Regions from separate parts of the Mus musculus genome. Here regions 1, 2 and 4 are each linked to region 3. The links are chromatin loops, found by intact Hi-C in ENCODE. Cell type or tissue: left cerebral cortex. All regions are shown on one strand. Each heading gives the region's core, and the rest is flanking DNA. Links, peaks and the distances in the headings are about the cores only. Region 1 holds the start of Sncg (synuclein, gamma). Region 2 overlaps Bmpr1a (bone morphogenetic protein receptor, type 1A). Region 3 overlaps Ldb3 (LIM domain binding 3). Region 4 overlaps Shld2 (shieldin complex subunit 2).

Evidence for each region. Peaks named below come from ENCODE experiments on the same cell type or tissue, not always from the same donor. Only the 100,000 strongest peaks of a DNase experiment are listed, where the experiment ranks them.
Region 1: a loop joins it to region 3, with 4 times the contacts of the local background. A loop is called at or near these places in 16 of 42 quality-filtered maps.
Region 2: it touches region 3 in a loop (5-fold over the local background); 17 of 42 quality-filtered maps call a loop at or near these places.
Region 4: a loop joins it to region 3, with 4 times the contacts of the local background. A loop is called at or near these places in 10 of 42 quality-filtered maps.

Annotation. Positions count from the first base shown.
Region 1 is chr14:34,369,918-34,375,176 of GRCm38, forward strand. Sncg (synuclein, gamma) reads right to left here and starts at 4,752. Exons shown (of 5, transcript NM_011430.3): 1 at 4,543-4,752; 2 at 3,754-3,795; 3 at 3,339-3,466; 4 at 940-999; 5 at 357-648. The coding sequence starts at 4,663. The coding sequence ends at 628. In left cerebral cortex, for the core only: a CTCF peak has its summit at 2,920 (motif pointing right); a DNase peak (open chromatin) is centred at 2,916.
Region 2 is chr14:34,456,384-34,461,642 of GRCm38, forward strand. It overlaps Bmpr1a (bone morphogenetic protein receptor, type 1A), which reads right to left. Exons shown (of 13, transcript NM_009758.4): 2 at 4,116-4,229. Among named protein-coding and RNA genes, the nearest start is that of Bmpr1a, 44 kb to the right of the region's middle. In left cerebral cortex, for the core only: a CTCF peak has its summit at 2,707; DNase peaks (open chromatin) are centred at 1,598 and 2,707.
Region 3 is chr14:34,567,409-34,572,667 of GRCm38, forward strand. It overlaps Ldb3 (LIM domain binding 3), which reads right to left. Exons shown (of 15, transcript NM_001039074.2): 5 at 4,310-4,513; 6 at 2,305-2,319; 7 at 1-159. Among named protein-coding and RNA genes, the nearest start is that of Ldb3, 19 kb to the right of the region's middle. In left cerebral cortex, for the core only: a CTCF peak has its summit at 3,089 (motif pointing left); DNase peaks (open chromatin) are centred at 2,137, 3,079 and 4,334; H3K4me3 peaks cover 1,047 bases; H3K27ac peaks cover 585 bases.
Region 4 is chr14:34,270,875-34,276,133 of GRCm38, forward strand. All of the region lies in intron 2 of Shld2 (shieldin complex subunit 2), which reads right to left. Among named protein-coding and RNA genes, the nearest start is that of Shld2, 37 kb to the right of the region's middle. In left cerebral cortex, for the core only: a CTCF peak has its summit at 2,533 (motif pointing right); no DNase peak of the experiment used is centred there.

The DNA.
Region 1 (5,259 bases), core at 634-4,633, 200 kb before region 3:
TGGTCCCCGTAACACACAAGCTGCAGTTACACAGACATTCTCACCCTCTGCCCACCTGAGGTTCCTCAGACACAGTGAACCAGGCAGGCAGTGGGATCCGCTCTAAAGGGACACTGAGTCTGAGACCCTGTCTAGCCACTGCACTTCCATGGACAGTATCAGCAGCCTGTTATTTAGGGGGAGCCAAGAGAAAGGATGATACACTGCTGCTAAAGACAGCAGGGCTCCTGAAGGCACAGGTTCCAGAACTCTTCACGTGTACCTGGTCCCATCAGATGCTGAGCCTTGATGTCTTTCCCCTGGGAATGTCCAGAGGGCTTCATGAGGGTCGGCATAGCACAAAGAAGAAGCACTGGTGGGAGTGGGGCTCAGGTTTTATTTGGAATCATTAAAAAAAAAGAAATCACAGCAGCATCTGATTGGTGATCAGAGGACCATAGGGTAAAAGGAGCCAGCAGGGGGTGCTGGCGCTGGCAGTAGCGTGTGTGGACTTGTGGCACTGGGCTAGGGACAGAGAACTTGGGCAACCTGCAGGGCACTCTAGGCAGGGCATTCAGTGTGCCAGGTTGAGACAGGGTCCAAGGCAGAGGGGTGTCCCTTGAGCCTCTGTGGTTGGCTGGCAGCCTTCTAGTCTTCTCCACTCTTGGCCTGGCAGAGAAGAGAGGGCAGGAAGAAGAGGGGGAGGGCAGGAGGGAGGGAGGAAGGGAAGGAAGGAGGGAGGGAAAGAGACTTGCACCCATTTCCAGGCCCACAATTCTCCTTGACCACCTGGAAATGGTCACTCATGGAGCGGTCAGGCACTCGGGTCCCTGACTGCCCTACCCACGGCACTGTGGGAAGCTGTGGAAGGTCTCCCAGGACCAAGAAATGAAAGCAGGGCCTCTCTGGCTCAGGTCTCTATGGCAGAACTTTCTGGTGCACCCTGGGAACCCCTCTTACCTCTTCATTCTCCTCTTGCTCTTTGGCTTCTTGGTCCTGTGCAGGGGGTTCCAAGTCCTCCTACAGGGGAGCAAAGGAGACACAAGGCTATGGGAAGAGACACGGGCCCTCAGTTGCCATAGCAGGGTCTCCCCTGTCAGGTCTCACAGATGAACAGAGGCCTTCCATCATGTTTCTGTGCTTAGAGGGTCTGGAGGTGCCAGATACCCTCCAAGCCAGGCATCATCTCCTGCAAGCACATCCCAAGTCATGGGCACCTGGCCCCTACAGACTTAGGCTCCTTAAGCGAGGAAGCCTGGAGTGTGTGCAGTAAGGAGAGACCCTTGAGTCACACAAACCCCTCCCTCAGGCTGTATGAGCATCGAATGCCATCACTGTTCACAGAGATCCTGAGGATAGGGGTCAGGGCCTAGATACTATTGCATGGCTTCAGAGTTCAAAGTATCAGGGCTTCAGGTCCCTCTCAGGTACTCAGGAGTGTGGGTCACTCTTCCGGCCTTCCGGATGGACTCTTGGCTCAGGCCTGTCTTCCATCTCCACAGCATTTCCTTCACGGTCATGACGGCAGTGGGTTTGGAACTAGACTGATGGTCAGTCTAGAGTCTGTTCTCAGAACGTATCTGTGTTAACTTGGGGTTAGGGTATGATGTCACAACTAGTTCATGGGTCAACAGAAAATGGCAAAGCCCCAAGGGCTCAGTAGCATCTTCTAGGTTAGCAAGGGTAGCCTGAACTTGCTCCCAGGATCCTTCTTGCCAGTGGCTTGGGAGTAAGCTTCCTGGGATGACTGCTGTGCTGGGAACAGTGGTAATGATGATGACAGGTGCTGTCTTAATTAGGGTTTTACTGCTGTGAACAGACACCATGACCAAGGCACTTCTTATAAGGACAGCATTTAATTGGGGCTGGCTTAATGGTTCAAAGGTTCAATCCATTAGCATCAAGGTGGGAGCATGGCAGCATCCAGGCAGGCATGGAGCAGGAGGAACTGAGAGTTCTACGTCTTCATTTGAAGGCCACGCTAGGAGAAGGCTTCCAGGCAGCTAGGGCAAAGGTCTTAAAGCCCAGGCCTACAAGGCCACACCCACTCCAACAAGGCCACACCCACTCCAACAAGGCCACACCCCCTAATAGTGCAGCTCCTTGGGCCAAGCATAAACAGACCATCACAGGCACTAACCATGTGCCTGGCAGAATTGCATCCTAGTATCACTTCTCTGCCTCCTCCCAAAGCCCTAAGGTGTAGCATTTCAGATGAGGAAATGGGTATAATCCAGAGAGGATCTTCTCAAAGTCACACAGCCTGCAGAGGTGCACCTACACACTCCAGTGACAGGAGACCCTGTGCTGGCCCTGGAAGCAGGTGTTTGGGGTGAGTGACCCCTCCCCTTTCTCCTGCTCCTTACAGTAGTCTTCTGTGGCATTGGCTGTGTGGGAAGCCTAGGGCTGCACCATTGGGGTTGCCTGCTGTAGTGTGTGTGGCTGACCATAACAGGTCTTTGGAATTAGCTTCCTTCCCAACCTCCATTCTGGAATCCCCATTCATGCACAGTCCATACTCAGTCTTTCAAGGGTGTAGCTCAGAAACTGGCCACTCACGGAACCTACGTGCTGGCAGAGACCAGCCATGTGACCGTGGTGCATCATATCACCTAATCTCTCTAGGCCCTTCCTTCCATATCTGGTTTGGTGGAATTTGGGGCCCCATTAAATAGGTTAGTAAGTGTAAAAGACTTAAAGCAGAGCTTACTCTTTGGCAAGTGCGGAGACAGCTCCTACTTCTGGCATCTATCCCCAGAGAGCCTGATGCCCCTGTTTTATCCACTGCCTGCCACATGCGTACATACACATGCGCATCCATTCACACATGCATTCCACGCATATGCGTTCACACACATCTCTACCCTACCAATAATGCACATACAACCCACATGTTCACACAAAGACCTCAGCAGAGGGTGGAGTCGGAGCCCTGCCACTTGCCCACCACAAGTGGGCAGTGTTGCCATTACTGCTTCCTTGGGAGGTGGAAGCTAGACCCTGGGATGAGGGAGGGTTGGATAAAAGATAAAAGGTAGCTCTGGTGGTGGCTTTCAGCTTTAGCCTGTCACCATACACTGCCCTTGTGATATGTATTTCCTGCATGCCAAGGGGATGGGGCTGGCCATGGTCTGCATGTCGCTTTCCTTGTGCATAAAATGAATCCCAAGTCCCCACTCTTGGAGTGTGATGGGGATTCCTGATATGAACAGGTACAGAGATACCAAGTCGCCCCAGCACACAGTGGGTACTGTCTGTAAAGTTAAGCAGTGTCTAGTGCTATTTACCCGTGTGTTCACGAGGGCAGAATTGCCTCCTATTGCTGGGGAGCCTAGAAAAAGGACATGAACCAGGCTTACCTTGCGCACCACCCCGGTGGTGACCACGATGTTTTCAGCCTCCTCCACGGTCTTGTTGGCCACTGTGTTGACGCTGCTGACCACAGCTTCACTCACGGCATTGGCCTGCTCCTTGGTCTTCTCAGCCACTGCAGAGGATTCTGGTTGGACTCAGCCCTGGCCCCCTCCACTGCTGCCTACCCAAGCTGAGGAGAGCAACCCCTTCCCAGAGCCCAGATGCCTGATGCCTGACTTCTAGTTACTTCGATCCCTTTGTCTGACTCTAGGGCAGAACAATGTGATGGTCTATCTTCAGGGCATGTAGTGGTTTGGGTCACCAAGGGCTTAGGGCTCCAGTTGGTACAAAGAGGACTTCAGGTATGGACCCTGGATATAGGGCAGGATTTGTGGGGTCCCCAGTTCTGGGTCATCTTACCTGAGGTGACACTTTGTACCACGTTCTCCTTGGTTTTGGTGCCTATTGGAGGAAGAGGTGTACAAGCGGTCAGGGCAAACAGCTGGACACAATGTGGGGGCCAGGAGGGGATGAGGATGGCGTCTGGGGACAGTAGCCCCTTCAAAAGGCCATTTCCTGCTGTGTCTGAAGGACAGAGGACAGACGGGAAGGAGACAGGACAGGAAGAGGGGACAAAATAGACCAGGCCTGAGGTACTGTTACTGGTAGGGCTATGGCCCTTGCATGGGCGTGGCCCCGGCCTCAGAAGCAGCAGCTGAACAGGGCAGAGAAAGCTGAGTCACAGGATTAGCCACCCCTGTCCCCTCTTTAGAAAGAGCCCAGAATGCTGGGGGTGGGTTGAACACTAAATGGGACCCATTTTCACAGACTACCCTTCCCCTCTAAGCCAGGAGTGGCCTGGCTCAGATGCAGCAACTCCCATTGGAGAAAGCGGGGTCCACCTGAGCAGATCATTACCTCAGGGTCTCCAGGTTAGGAGACTCCAGGCATGTGTGTGCATGCTTTTGAGTGCCCACACGTAGGTGTGGCACTCCGGTCCTGTCCCACTCAGAGTCCCTTCCCCCAGAGTATCAAAGACAATTAGATACTACCATATTCTCCAGGGTGTGCGACCCTGCCTCAACAATCAGAATTTCATCTCAAAACGCTTTCTAGAAGCTGGGGGAATCTGCAGAGGGAGGCATCTGCCCTCCATTAGGGACCCCTCCACCCTGCCCCGCCCCGCCCCGCCCCACCTACCACACTCACCCACATACATAACCCCCTCCTTGGTCTTCTCAGCTGCCTCCGTTACTCCCTGCTTGGTCTTTTCTACAGCACCCACAACACCTTCCTTGGCAATGGAGAAGCCTTTCTTGAAGACGTCCATGGTGTTTGCAAGGATGGAACCTGGCTGCTGCAAGCTATGGACTGGAGTGCTGCCGCAGCCGCTGTCTCTGCTGCTACTGCCTCTTATTGACGCAGATGAAATATTGATGCTGTGGCTGCTGGCTGGAGCCCAGCCAGCCCGGGCCAGGGTGGGGGCAGGGAGGGCGGGCCAGAGAGAAGGCATGCCTCACGGGGATACCAGCGAGCAGGGCCCGGGCCCCTACTGGCTCTATTCTGCCCTGCTGACTCTTGTTGGCCCTGGGGGAGGGAGAGCGTGTTGGAGGCTGGACATATCCTAATCTATCATTACACCTCATTCATCCTTGGAAAGCCCTGGTGGTCTCGTGCCCTGGCTCTTATATGCAGAAGAAAAGTGCCTTGACTGATGATGCCTCAGTGTCCCAGGCTGGGCCGGGGTCAGGGCCAATCCAATGAATGGCCAACCTGCAGGCTGCCCTGTTATCCAGTTCCCCACTGTATCCTGGATGCTCTTGAGCCTGGAGCTCTAGCCAAACCTGTTGGAAGGCTGAGGCCAGAAACACCCAAAGCTGCTCCCCATGCCCTAGACTGGGCTGCCCGCTGTGTGATTCTAGCATA
Region 2 (5,259 bases), core at 731-4,730, 110 kb before region 3:
AGTCAAAGCTAGTGCGACCATCTCAGAAATGCAGCCTCTCATACTGTGCCACAGACCTACTGAAGACCACGTCCTATGTCTTCTTCCCTCTCTTTCTTGTGATAGCTGTGAGACAGTCTCACTATTGCCCTCATTGGCCTGGATCTCACTATACAGATCAGACTGGCCTTGAAATCACAGATATCTGCCTACCTCTGCCTCTAGAGTGCTGGGATTAAAGTGTGCCAGGACACCTGGCTTCAAAATAACTTTCATGATAATGTCCATAAGCTGTTCAAAAAGAAATCCACCAAGAATATATGGCTACAAAACTGTGGATAGTAGCAAATAAAAAATACGGCTACTATTACTGTTTGATTTAATGGCAACATTGACAAGTAGGTGTAAAAGTGGATACAAGGTAGAGAAAATGCTAGTAGATCATCAAAATTCTAATGTTTAACAACAAAGCACAGGAGCTGGACTTCAAAGCCCAAAACATGAAGTAAAATGAAATCTAGGAGCTAGTATGAGATGTCTTTAAAACACTGATGACAGATAATGGAATGATATAATGCTTGAATAAAAAGACAGAATAAACAGAATTGCAAGCTATGAATCAGAAACAAAAGCATAACAGGGTAAGACCATCAAACTACAAACCACCATAGTAGCAATTATGATTTTCTTACATACAAGGGGGTAAGAATAAGAATAGGTAGGAATTAATGCATAAAGTTTCTCACATGCTAAAGAAGCCTGATATTTACTCAACAGACAGTAAGAAATCACTCCAAGCTTTTAAGCAAACGAGTTTGCCATGGCTTACAAAGATCATTACTGAAATACTGTGAAGATAAAGGGGGAGGGTGAAGGAGAGAATCTGAAGTGTTACTGTAACACATTAAAAAACAGACTGAGCAGGCTGACAGAAGATGGAAACAAAGAATGGAGGGAACTACTATGCTGAGAGGACACAGTTAGCAACCTCTAGATGTGCAACTAGAGAAGCTGATGCTAGAGACGGGAAATTCATCAAGAGCCATGGACAGATGAAGCCTTAAAAAATAATAATGAGGGTCTTATATAATCTAGGTTCACCTTAAATTGGCTACAGTTGAGGCTGGCCTTAACTTTTGAACCTCCTCCCTACCTCCCAATTGCTGGGATCACAAATGTGTACTGCTCTACTCAACTGTAAGCTTTTAAGAACAAATAAAAAGCCAGGTGTTGGTGGCACATACTCAGGACACAGAGGTCACTGCAAGTAACAGGCTAGCCAGGGCATCATAGTCGAGAGCCTGTCAAAAACAAAACAAAACTGCCCACAAATAAGAAGCTCTAAACAGGCTAAATGAATGAACAAATATGTATACTTATTTCAAGATCCTAGGGATGATAGAAGTTATAGTTTGAATATGAGGTGTTCACCACAAGCTGGTCTATCCAAGCATACCTGGGCTGTACTATGGGAGGAGGTTCTAGGTGTAAAGGTGGAGTGAAGGTCATACTTAGGCCTCAGACCCTTCTTCATTCTCTGTTCCTATCCATCAAAAGAATCTCTTCCACCACACACTCCCACACCATCATGTGTTGCCTCATCATAGCCAAGGACTATGAACTGAAATCTCTGACACCATGACTATAAATAAACCCCTCCTCCCTTTTTGTGAGACACATGGGCAAAGCAATGAATGACTAACAAAGATGTTAAAGATGTTAAAAGTATACACACACACACACAGACATATGCACATATACATGAAAATATGAGAAAACAAGAATGGTTATCAAAGGAAGTCAGCATATTAAAATTTATTAAATATATAATCAGAAAAATGGCATTCATCTATAAAAGCAAAGGAGTACTTTGAAAAGACATGAAACATACACATACACACACAAAGTTGTACCATGTAAAAATAATGTCACGAGTAAATAATATTAAGAATGAAGAGTCCTCTCGTTCTTCTCTTGCTCTTCCCTTCTTGTTCCTGCTCTGTCCCCTCGCCCATTCCCCATTCCTTTCCCCCATCTCTCCAAACTCACAGCCAGCCTCTACTCCTCTACTCTCCCTCTCTCTCCGCATTTCTCTGCCTCTACTACCCTCCTAACTTCCCTCCCCATGCCCTTAATAAAGTCTACTCTAATCTAAAAAATAAAAATAAAAAAACGAAGTCCTAGCAGTAATTGTAATTAGTAATATTCAATAATAATAAAATCAACATTAGTGTCAACATTTAAGAGTTCCAACTGCTGGGAATGTAGCTCAGTGATACGGTAATTGCTTAGCAGGCACAAAGGCCTGGATTCAATGCCTAGCACTGCTCCTAGTACCATAGGAAAGCCCCCACTAAAGGAAGCTCTCCTGGGTCAGTGATATTGCTTGGTAGATAAAGGCACTTGCTGTCAAGCCTGATAACCTGAGTACAATCCCTAGAACAAACATGGTGGAGGGAGAAAACTGCCTGGTACAAGATATCCTCTGACCACATATGTACCATGGCAGGTATCAGTCCCATACAAATAAATAAATCAGTTTAATAAAAGAATTTTTCTACATCCTTCACTTTATCCTCATGCTTTGTAAGTAGGTATTCTCATTATGCATACTTTTATAAGAATAAATTTGAAAATCAAGAAGTCAGACTGAAGGGATGGCTCAGTGGTTATGAGAGAATAGCAAGCTTGCTATTCTTCCAGAGGACCTGAGTTCAGTTCCCAATACACTCACTAGGTGGCTCACAATCACTTGTAATTCCATTTCCAGGGAATCCAACACCATGTTCTATCTTCTGTAGGAACACATACAGGTAGATATTAAAATTAACTCAAGATACATAAACAGACCAATAAATTGACTACAAAAGACGGGACACTAGACAGGTGAAAGGGAACTTAGGGAGAAGAACAATGGAGTTGGTCGTGAAAGACTTTCACGTATGTTGCTTACAGTTTTGTGTCTCTTGTGTAATCCCTTTAAAATGAAAGAAATAGTTTCTGAATCACCTAGATTAGAAATTACCTTATTAACAGTTACAACTATAAGGTAGTGCACAAGTCATCCAAATGAAGGACAAAGTTATCACTAAAGAATATGTCACTGAAGACTATCAAAACACTGTTAACTACTGTGGTTTAGCTGAATATCCCCTGCCGGTACAGGAGTAAGGCCTGGGTTGCAGGGTAGCACAACTGTGAGACAGTGCAGTCTTGTAGGAAGCCATCAGGTCAGTGAGGGTATGCTTCTGCAAAGGACAATGGAGCCAGCCTTCCTCTGGAACTGGGTGCTTGGGAGGTTAGTGATCTGCTGTGCCTCGGACTCCTGCCATGATGTGCTGCATTGCTAGAGGTCCAAAGCAACAAGGCCACTCAGAACTCTAAGCCAAAATAAATCTTTCCTCTTTATAAGTTAATTACCACAGATGTCTCATGACACTAAGGGAAGCTGACTAACACAGACAAAACTGGATCTCAAGGCAGTTCTTAATAGGCTACCACCTATTTGTAACACGAAAATATATTAAAATTATTAATTTGTAAGGAAGGTGATTCGAGAAGCTGAATAGTTAACACAAAGCTCTGGTGTTACAAGGACACTAAAGGACCACAAGTGAAGATTTTGTGGAAGCAGTACACACAATACACACAGTGCACAAAATACACAAGTACACACAGTCTGCCTTCAGTGATAAAGAAAGCATTTTTTATGACTTCATGTGAGGAGCGGGTGTGGCAGCAGCCCCAAGATGGCACCGGGACTGCAGCTAAGTCTCAAGACTTGCACCTGACTTCCTCATACACCTGAAAATAAGCCACGACCATCGTGAGAGCTGCGCAGGTGCACCATGATGCTGGCGGTGTAAACAAGTCCATATTTGGTGAAGACATGCCCCTGCCGCCCTGATTGGCTGAAGCTGCGTGCCTGGTGAGGTGACATGGCCTGCCGTGAGTGGATGGGGGCTGAGAGTATTTAAGAGTGAGAGGCCCGGGGTTCGGGGGAGAAAAAGATGAAGTGAGAGAGATGAAGACTGAAGCTTGCTGAATAAACTGCTGTTAGAAGAACTGGTGGTCGTGTCATTCTTGTTGGTCGAGAGCGGACATGACAACTTCATTTTCTTTAATCTTTTCCTTACCTCAGAGATGTGGCTAGATAAAACTGTAGTTCCAATTTCTCCGAACAGCTTTGACCTATGCTTCCATCTCATGAATTCCAAGACAGTATCAAAGCGATGCATATTTTCATAAATCTGCTTTAAAAAAAAAAAGACTTATTTAAGAAAAAGCTTTTAATGTCAGAATAAAATGTGTAAAAGAGCACTAAAAATTTTTCATAGGTAAAATTATTTATTTTCAAAGTAAAGTCAATGAACAATTACTGGCCAAAAGAAGATACAGTACTTAGGGAAATGACACAGTGCAATCTTCGAGGCAATTAGGTACAAATGTTTATGTTAAACTTAGGTTTTAATGAACAATACCAATTTAAAACAAATCAACTAAAAGAACATGAAACAATTTTCTTGCAATCTCACTTTTCCCTTTCTTGTAGACTGCCTAAAAATTTTTATTTGTTTAATATGGAGGGGGTCCATACACACTAACACTGTCCTTAAAGACCCTACTGCTTCAAGGGACATTTACAAAAATGCAAGATGGCAAACAATAACAATTTTTAATTTATTTAAAAATATACATGCTCACTTACACTATGGACTCCAGGAGCTCATCATCCTCCTCCTGCCTAGCGTAAAAATTTAAAACAATTTCATTGACTTTTTTTAATTAAAACTTCAAAGAGGAAAAATACTATGTTTCATACAGAAAGAAATTTTCAAAAGCAATATGAATATAACTATATCCTATCACAAGGTCAATCCTTTTGTCTTCAGACCATTCAATGACAGTATGCTGAGGTCTGACAGTCTTGGCAATAGTAACTAAATTCACATCACCTGGGGCAACTCAAGACCAGTCCAACATAGAAGACAGCAACCGTCTTTAAAGAGTCCACTCAGCAGATGGGCTGCCACAGAGAAATCTTTCATTGTCCAAGAAATGAGCAGACCCTGACAGCTATTAGTAACACTGTCTGCACTTAGGAGCCTTCTTGGTTCCTCTCAATGCTATCATTATCCACAATATAACCAGGCCCCAGCAGTTTTCAAACCTACTCTTAGAATGTCACTAAGAAATGAAGGAAGGGAAAATAGATTTGAAGGACTGGTGTTTTTATTTTTTTAATCCAAAATCTTTATATCTTAGAAAAATTTCCCCTAA
Region 3 (5,259 bases), core at 667-4,666:
CCGGTCATCTGGGCCAGGATGCGGAAGGAGCGAGACTGCAGGTTGGAGGACCGGCGGGCCCACTCATCAGCCTCATCTTCCGGCTTGCTTTGGGTTTTGATCACAGCCTGGTACACAGGAGAGGCGCTGTCCACCGCCAAGTCTTTCACAGGGAGGCTCCTGTAGGTTGGGAAGGGGTGTGAGCAGAGACCAGTCCGGAACTCAGACCCTGCCACCCCCACTCTGTTCCCCCACTGCATCCCTCCCCCCGCATCTGTACCCCCTGTTTTCATCACTGCTATCAGAAGAGCTGAGAAGCCTGGGGGTTCGGTGCTCAGGGGCTCAGAGGTCAGGGGAGGCCCAGTGGGAAAGCAGCTTCTTGCCCATGGGCTTCTAGCCTTCCTGTTGGCCCTACTCCAGTGCTAATCCTGGAACCTGAATTCCCACCCCACAGGCTGGAGTCCCTATAGGAAAGGAGGAGGTAGGTCTTCTTGAAGTGATTTTGACTTCCCCGAGCCAGCTCTGCGAGGGGCAGGGTGAGAACAGCCTGCCTGAGGGACCTGGAGGCTCGCTCAGGAACCATCCAGAGGCCTCCCCACACCCACAGATCCAGACAGGGAGCTGCCAATGGCTTGCTGCTGGAAGATGCCTGGGGTTTCTGGCTCAGCTGCGGGAGATCAGCCTGGCTAGAAAGAGTTATGAGAAACAAAGCAGGAAATTGTGTTGGGCCCTGGGCATGATCTGCAGGGGTTATAGTTGGAGAATGAAGTTACAGGCATGGTCTGTGCCCCAAAGCAGCATAGTCTTATGTGGGGAATCTGCTAATATCCCCTTAAGCTCCCAGGGTCTGACTTGCATAGTAGGTGCTCAAAAGACTTAGCTGAATAATTTTTTTTTTCAACTCCAGATCAAAGCCAGCAGGGATCCCAGAGCTCCTCAGGTGCTGGAATTTCTACCTGACTCAAGTTTCATAGGTCAGACTGTGAATCTGTGTTGCCCAGAAAACCCCTCTCAGATGTCAGGGAGCGCTCAGAACAAGCCTATGGCAATAAACCTGCCTGCCAGCCTTTCCTCTTAGAAATGTTGAAACTGAGGTCCAGAGAGCCCAACTGAGTAGCTCCAGGCTACAATAAACAGGAACACCATTGAATGACAACTTAGGTGACCCAGTTCCCAGCCCAGTGTTCCTTTTCCTTTTGTTATTATTAGTTTTGCTTCATTATTGTTGTTGTTATTCAGAGTCTTGATATGTAGCCTTCTTTGCCCCAGTCCCCCGAGTACTGAGACTGTATACTTCCATACCTGGTTTGCCCAGTGTCCTTTCTGTCAAGTGTTCTATAGTCAGGAAGCTCAAAGCCACACCTGCCTACCAGGGACTACCTAGCTCAGATGCTCTGACCACATGAAGACCCAGCCCAGCTGAGGCATGCCCTATCTTGTACCGTCCTGCCTGGCTCCGTCTGCCCTGTCCTCTGTGGGGACTGTCTAGCCAGGACAGGATCATCCTAGTACACAAGTCAGGGAGCTGGAAAGAAATGGTCTAGTCTCCCAGGTTTGGTTCCTTAGGCCTGGCTCAGGTTGAGCTATGAGGGCAGCGAAGGAGAAGGGGTGGAGGTCCTGCCCCTGCCCCTGCCCCTGCCCCTGCTCCTGCCCCCACTTTCCTGAAGTCTTTAGCCTTGAGAGCTAGGTATTTTAAGATTGTGAGTGAGATCGATTATGGGTCCTGCAGATACCTCTGGGGTCCATCCAGGGAGAAGCTCATAGCTGAGAGAGAAACAAAGGAAAGACTGGGTTCTTGTTCTTCCTGCAGAAAGCTGGAAGACCTTAGGAAAGACTGTAAGGATTCCTAAGGTCTTTGGGCACAACCAGATCTGTTTTGGTTTGGTTTGGTTTGGTTTGGTTTTTGAGGGTTCTAGAGACTGACTTCCTAGAGGCTCCTCTTACTCTCTAGCACTAAATGAATAGCCCAGTGTGCCTTGTAACCCCTTGTGTGCCACGTTCCAGCGAAGCTAGGAAAGACTGGGAAAACCTCACCAAAGCATGGCAAGGAAAAGGCAGGAATGAAGCCTCAGCCTGGGGTGGGCGCACCGTGAGTGCCATGACCCATAGCCACATTGGCATGGGTGGACTCCAGAAAACAAGCATCTGTCTGCGTGGGCTGGAGAGGATGTCATGTGGCTGAGAGGTGGGTGTGAGGAAAAAAGGTGGACAGAGCGCACAAACTGACCACTTGTCCTCAGACACATCCCACCAAACCCGCACACCATCCTGCAATGAGACAGATGACAAGACGGACGGACGGACGGATGCTGCAGGTCTACTTACGCCAGCGGAGACGCCCTGCCAAGCGGAAGGAAACCCAGCCGTGAGTGCGCGTCCATCATGGGGTAGCAGAGGGGCAGCGCACACAAGAGAGCGGGGTTAGGACCAGAAATGAGTTAGGGGGGTGGGATGGGTGAAGGAGGAAGAGAGAGAGAAAAAAAAAACTGTCAGTGAGGAAGGAACCGTGGAAATAACAGCAGAAACGGAACACGTTATGGCCAGGAGGCTTCCTCACTGCGCCATAGCGGCATCAGCTCAGCGTGCTTGAGTTAAAAGGAAGGGGAAAGGTTGATCCTTTCCAGGCACGCTAGCAATGAGAGGCACGGAAGGGAAGGGGACGGGTGGGAGACAGCTAGATTAATCAACAGAGCACCATACTCTCCAAATCACAGGCGCCTTGCCCTGATAGTAGAATTCAATAATAGAAGTTTTCCCAGTGTATAGAAAATACAGTGTGATGAGCAATCCGTCCATTATTTTCCATTTGACTTTCCTTTGGAGACGACGACTATTTTTAAGGGCACACCAAAGACCATGCGACAAATGTTAGCCGGAAATCCCTGTTGGCTTTTGGGCTGAGTCAGGCAGACATGTTTTTTTGGGGTATATATGAACTAATGGTTGTTCTTAACAATTGCACGGTCATTTTTTTCTTTTTTCTTTTCTTTTTTTCTTTGAATGAGTGATTTAAGTAAGTAAGCACAGCCCAGATGTCTGCAAAGGGCTGCAGTAATGAACAGGTTCCAGGTTAGTGGCTGCAAAATAGACAACTTCCGCCCCCTGGTGGTCGATGAAAAGTAGTGCCTTTCCGAGACCCGGTCAGGCTCTCCTGAAGAACAGGTCTCTCTCAGGATATGCCTAGCCTCTGGCCTCTGCATATACACCACGACCACAAGGGCTTTTGACCTTATCCTGTAGGAACTTCCTGGAATCTTCTTATGTCCCTCCTATAGTATTTGATTTTATAGTTTCAGAAAAAAAGTTTAGTGTACCCTTAGTCTTTCTCTCCTGAATTGTTGGGAATTTCTGATCATCCGGGGATAACATGTTGCCTAGAGAGGTAAGCTCTACACTTTGATATTCCCAAGCAGAACAGCCTGCCCTCTCCCACCTCTGTGCTCTGTGTGTGTGTGTGTGTGTGTGTGTGTGTGTGTGTGCGCGCGCGCGTTTGTGTGTTTATGAACGAAAACAGATGACAGAGACAGATAAAAACAAGACACAACGATAGAAAAGAGACAGAGATAGAGAATGGAGGTGAGAGAGACACACACACACAAAGAAAGAAAGAGGCAAAGATGGAGACAGAAGTGGGGCTGAGGAGAAGATGGGAGCAGAGAGTGGCCCTGTTAATGCTGTACCCTTCTCATCTGAGTTTCTACCGAGTGTCCTCAGGCCACCCTCAACGGTCCTCCACCAAGCTAGTAGACCAATCCCAGGAACCAAGGGCATTTTAAATCCTACTGCCCCGAAGCAAGGCCTCCTGGGTAAAAGTGGAGAAGAGAAGTGCCCATCATCCCATCATGAGGTTGACTGCCAATAGCACCTTGGGTGGTTATTGGCCTCAGGCCTCTTCCAATAATAATTAAAAAAAAAAAAGGCTATCAAGTGCCTGGATCGGTGCTCCTCACTGGAAGAATAAAGCAATTCCCCCCAAGTATGGCTTTATAGCAATGAGGGGTCCACGGCGCTCCCCGTGCTCCTTAAAAGCACCACGGAAGCCTCTAACCAGCCCCTCTCACTGAAGCTTGGGAACGCAGACTTACAATCCCTTTAAGGAAATACGACATTCTGCATTTTTTGCCAGTTCTCCTACAACTGAACTCTGAGGAGAGTTCAGCTAGACTCTGAAGAGAGAGGGCAACACATTCCGGAAGTCCCTGGTAAAGGCTGGACCACCCCCTCCAGTGGCCTGAACCCAGGCGGGTGACTCAAGGTGAATGAAGAAAGCTGGTTCCGTGAGTGCCTGGCAGCCTCCGGGTTCCGGCATGTGGAGTGGGAAGGCGCTTACCCACTGAAGTCACTGCCCTGGGCCTGGGCCTGCCCCGCGATGGCGTCCATGATAGCATCCTGTGAGTACATGCTGATCGGGGTGTTGTACTGAGCGTGGATGATAGTGGCCTTGCCTCCCAAGCCCTTCACTTCAATGGGCTTGTGGGTGGACAGGGCTGAGTCCTTCAGGACGCTGGGGTTGAAGCGTTCCTGGTAGTCAGCACTGAGGAGGGTAGGCAGGAAAAGGGGGAAGGGGAAGAGGGGAGAGAGGACAGTAGGTGACAGTTACATGGGAAGTCGAGGCCAGGGTGCAAGTGGGTGTGGAGAGAGATCTCCCAAAGTTGAGGTCTTGGCCCAAGTAAGTTACCCATGTGGGTTGCCTGGGTGTGGCCAGGAAGATTCTTGGCACCCCCAAGACCCTGGCAGAAGAGCCATCTTTCATGTCCACCTGAATCATCTCTCCCAGCTCCCCTCTGAGGCTCCACTTCAGCCAAGACTCCTTCCTGGGGTCAGCAGGGCCACCAGGCATGGTGCACACTCCCATCACACACAGCACGATGGAGAAGCAGACACAAGAGGGTTTGGGGGGGTTGGGATTGGGAAGGGGTCAAAAGCCGGGCCACATGACAGAAGAGAGGCAGCAAGTACAAGCAGAGTCCAGAACGTTCCAGAGGCGAAAAGCAGTCACATTGGGCACACTCAGAGACTCGGAGACTCGGAGCAGAGGTCCTCCACGGAGGGGCTTATCCTGCCAGTCGCTCTGCTGTGGACTGGGACTCTGTTCTTCCACATCTTTCTACACACATGCTTCTTCCTTGGAAGATGGCTCAAGCTGCCCAGGCCCCTCCAGTCCAGCATGCTGTAGCCTGTTAGTCTCTACCCATCCAGGGCTCTTGCCTTCAACAGATAGGTACATGCCCAAGCAGAGATAAAAATGAAGTGCGTTCCTTCTCAGGGATCCCACTGGGA
Region 4 (5,259 bases), core at 844-4,843, 300 kb before region 3:
CTACCATGAACAACTCTTTGAGTTTGATCTCAAGTACCACAGGAAAAAGAGGGGGGTTGGGGGGGAAGGGAGGAAGGTGGGAGGGAGGGAAGGAAAGGGAAAGGGAATGGGAGGGGGAGAAAATGAATGAATGGATGGATGGATGAATTAATGAATAAATGAATGAGGCAGGGAGGAATAAGAAAATCATGAGTCGGGCTGGAGAGATGGCTCAGTGGTTAAGAGCACTGACTACTCTTCCAGAGGTCCTGAGTTCAAATCCCAGCAACCACATGGTGGCTCACAACCATCTGTAACAAGACCTGATTCCCTTGTCTAAAAACAGCTACAGTGTACTTACATATAATAAATAAAATAAACCTTAAAAAAAAAAAAAAGGAGGAGGAGGAGGAGAAAATCCTGAGTCTGGGTGTCTTATGGACTGATGGACTGACTGATCTTAAGACAGAGTCTTAGCCTGCAGCCCAAGTTGTTCCGGAAGTCACTGTCTAGGCTAGCCTAGCCTCCACCATTTCTGGTACATCCCCTGGAGTCCCAGCATTCATGTAACACATCTACTTTGAAGAGTAACTGTCATAACACTACTAAAGCAGAGAATTTCAGGAGTGACAACAGCAGACTTTCCAAGCATACACTAGAAATACAAAAACAGTCCATGAAGAAAATGGATTTGCAACAAAAACATACAAAGAAGAAATCCATGTTAATATAGATGCATCTTCTAAACACATAAATCTTAGTGGAAAATTTAACAATAAGAATCCATAAACCTTTAATCCCAGCACCTAGGAGGCAGAGTATGAGGGCCTGAGCTGAGTCCCTGGCACCCATGGGCTAGAGAGATGCCTCAGCAGCTGGCATCTTGAGCTTGATCCTTGAACCAATGTGTGGTAGTGTAAATGAGAAATGTCCCCCAAAGGCTACAGTTTTGAGCTCCTGTCCCCAGTCCATGGTGCTATTTGGGGCAATGAAACCTTGCTGGAAGAAGTGCTTTGAGAGTTTATAGCCATTCAGGAGCTGCTTAGCACTTGTAGTTTAAGATGTGATCCTCCAATTCCTGAGGCCACACCTCTCCCAGACCATAAGACCAAATAAACTCTTCCTTTTATAAGCTGCCTTGGTCAAGGTGTTTTATCTACAGCAACAGACAAGTTACTAACACAGCATGTGGAGGTGAAAGAAAAGAAATGACTGCAAAGTCGTCCTCTGGCCTCCACACAGGTGCCACGAAGACACCCCCTCCCCATCCACACATGCATGCAAGAAATGTCTTTTTAAAAAATAAGGTGGAAGCCGGGCGTGGTGGCTCACACCTTTAATCCCAGCACTTGGGAGGCAGAGGCAGGCGGATTTCTGAGTTCGAGGCCATCCTGGTCTACAAAGTGAGTGCCAGGACAGCCAGGGCTACACGGAGAAACCCTGTCTCGAAAAACCAAAAAAAAAAAAAAAATAAGGTGGATGGCTACCTAAGAACAGCATGTGAAGAGTGGCTTCTGACTTACACACACACACACACACACACACACACACTCAGGCACATGTGTGCATTCATACACATACACATAAACACACAAAGTAAAACAACAAAGGTTGAAGCTGACCTTGGCAAGCAGTAATGGGACTGTGGTAAGGATACTCATAAGGCAACGACTATATTGGTGAAGTTTCATTTTTAAGAGCTGGATATGATTACAGGCATATTTGTTAAAATCTTCAAAAGCATTTAAAATTTAAAATACAGAAAAGCAAAGCATCAAGGATCAGGATTGCCTAGGTATACTAGCGTACATTTATAATCCAATATTTTAGATCAAAAGCAGCAAGGCTCATAAGTTTGAGGCCAGCTTGGGAATACAAAGCTAGACTCTGTCTCAAAGGGATCATAAAAGGCCTAGATTATATAGGATTGCTTTAAATACTTCTATGTTCAATTTTTATGATATCTGATTAATATGTATTATTTTCATAAAGCCAGTTCTTTTTTACTCAGTCATTCAGGCATTTTTTTCACAGTCTTCAAACAGAATATAGAGCAATTATTCTATTGCTGATATTTACTATGAAAGGTGAGTACAGTGATAGCAGCTACTAAAATTTATCAGCTAAGGGCCTGGAGAGACGGCTCAGTGGTTAACAGTGCATAGTGCTCTTCTAGGGGAACCAAGCTTGGTTCCCTGCACCGGTATCAGCGGGTTCACCATGTGCTAACTCCATAGGATCCTCCTAGGAATCCCATACCTTCTGGTGCATACACATACACGTACACTCACACACATACAAATAAAAATATAAATGAATTTTTTAAAATGTGTTTAAGAAAAGTATTAGGGCTTAAAATAAATATACTACAACTTTCAAATAGCTAAAATGTATAGCAATAAAGTACTATAGAAACAAAGTTATAGCAATTTTAGGTATCATATTATAAATCATTGGAAACCAGAGAACTAAGCATTCTTATCACAACCACAAAGCCTACCTTCATTTAACCCTCATGAAAATAATTAAGTTTTTTTAAATTTATATGTCATTATTAGATTCACCACAAGGAGGCTCCAAATAGCACTGCAAAAACCTTCAAAATGCTATCAAGAGAGCAAGAGAACACTTACATAGCAAATCAAGGCATAAAAGTAACCCACTCTCCTCTCCTGGACCTTGCGGTATCCTTCTCTAATGGTTTCTTCCCGTTAGCCTAGAATCTGTTAAAGGAAAAAACAAAGTTCTACATTGCTTCTTTGTCCCCTTCCTTCAGCCCACTTAAATTTGTCTCCTATTTCAACAATTTTGCCACAATGCCTTCAATATGGAGAACCTTCCAACAGACACATCCATCAAACGTCAATTTTCAGTCCTCACCTTATTGCCATTTGTAACTGTTTATCAACCCTTTCCTCAAACAGTCTACATTTTTAATTCTGTGAGATCACCAAAATAAAATTATTTTGGGTTTTAAAAAATAGATATGTATTAATTTATTTAATAATCAAAATGACTTGTCAGGCATTATGCTAGCAATGGAAAAATCAACAATAATAAGGGAAATGAAGGCGTTTACAGTATAGTGGGAAAGATAAAGTGATGATCATCAAAGAGAGATGAGAAATGCTGCAGAATTCAAAGCAGGTGTCAGCAGAAAGGAGGTGTGTAAGTGTAAGCAGCACAATGAGCAAGGACCTGCCTGGCACCTGCATCTTTCCTACGCTCTTAGAAATATGATGAACACTGCTGAATAATGTTTAGGGAAGTAGAGCCCAGATTCATCCCCACTCCCCAATACAGGACCCAGAAAGTCCTAGTTGGCTTACCTAAGGGCCATGCTGGCTGTAAGATGCACGCGCATATCTCCAAGATATACAGAAAGAATGTAAAACACTCCCCTGCTCTGTGTCCTCACTTAGCATTTTCTCAGTATCTTGAAATCTGACACTCACTTCTATCTCTATTAAGACAATAACAAAGTCCAAATTGCCAAATGGGTACTCATAGTACTCTCACTGAGACACTCTGTTCCTTAGTTTCAGGACACTGCTCTTTCCCAATGAGCTCCTCCACTGATCTGATTTTATTTTTCCATTCTGCTGTTTCTTGGGCTGTCTTGTTACTTCACACAACTATAGAGAACTGAATCCAAGCCTATTCATTTCATTCCCACATACCGTTATATATTCAATTGTGCCTTACAAGTTTGTAACCCTTCTTCAACTTAAGACCTATTCATATTTGTAGCATTACTACACTTGATAGTATCACAGAAGAATCGAAGATAAAAGTTCAAAGATCCCCCTCCTTTCTACTCGGGTAGATGTTGGTACTCAACTGAGTGACACAATCACTCTTGACACTTCAGAGGCAGCCCCCAGATCCAGAAATGAATCCAACTAATGTAAAAGACATGGTTACTTACCTATGACAGCCATTTCACTATGCCTTCATTTATTTATCTCAACAAGCAGCTTAAGTGTGGGACTTCCACTCTTTAGGAATTAGTTAGAAAATGGCCTTGACTGTGTAAAACTGATAAATTATAACAGGGCAATTAGATACATACAGGTACATACTGAGCAAGCCTGATGAAGGCCTGAATTCAATCTCTGGACCTCACAATGGAAGGAAAGAACCTACTTTTGAAAGCTGTCCTTTGACCTCCATATGCCAAAGAATACATTTTATCTCTACACACACATACATACACACACACATGTGCGCGCACACGAACACATACACACACATAAACAAACACACACACACACCAAATAATACAATTTTTAGAATTGTACCAAAGGGTGCTGCTACTGAGTATAAGTTGTGGAAATGATGAGTATGTGAGTGGGGGTAGACAGTGGTGAAGACTGGTAGGTGGTAATAAGATACCTATCATAGAGAACTTACATATAAATAGTCATGGATAAATGATGAGTTTTAACGACTCTAGGCTCTGTTCTGGTTGTCCTCAGAGGGTTAAAGCTCACTAAGATACCAGGTGAAACCAGCAAGTGCATATCCATTACCACAGTTAATCATTACTCAGTTTCTCAATCTGCAGAAGGCCACCAGTCAGAAAGACTAACACACCACAGCCTTTATCTTTAGAGTGGGCAGAGTCTGATGAATGGGTCAAAGATTTATGAAACAGGATGAACCGTATCAGCAGGTTTTGTCTTTGCCCACACTACAACTAAAAAGAAAAATGTTTCTTACAAAATCCGTGCGGTTAAAAGAAACTACTTTCTCTACCCCAGGAATAACCAGAAAACCTCACAATTATAAGTATCATCGCCATTATGAATGTTTTCGTGTCTACTCCCCTAAATTTCAAGCAATTATAGGATTACTCAATGACATCAATGGACAACAATGTAAGAGGGGGGCTGGACTGCTCTCCCCGAGGTCCTGAGTTCAAATCCCAGCAACCACATGGTGGCTCACAACCATCCGTAATGGAGTGTGATGCCCTCTTTTGATGTGTCTGAAGACAGCTACAGTGTACTCATATAAATGAAATAAATAAATATTAAAAAAAAAAGTAAGGGGACCATAACTGAAAGCATCCGTTTTGGAATAAGACAGGAGGTATATAAGTTCAAACCACTCCTACTCTGAAACTAGCAAGTGCTAAAGCCAGGTGACAGCTACATGGGGTTGGTTCATTTTATTATTATACTTCTATATATTTCTTATATTCATAATAATGTTAAGCTTTTTATCTGTCAAGTGAGAATTCTTTGTTAATTGAGAATATTTCCTACCTCACAGTGT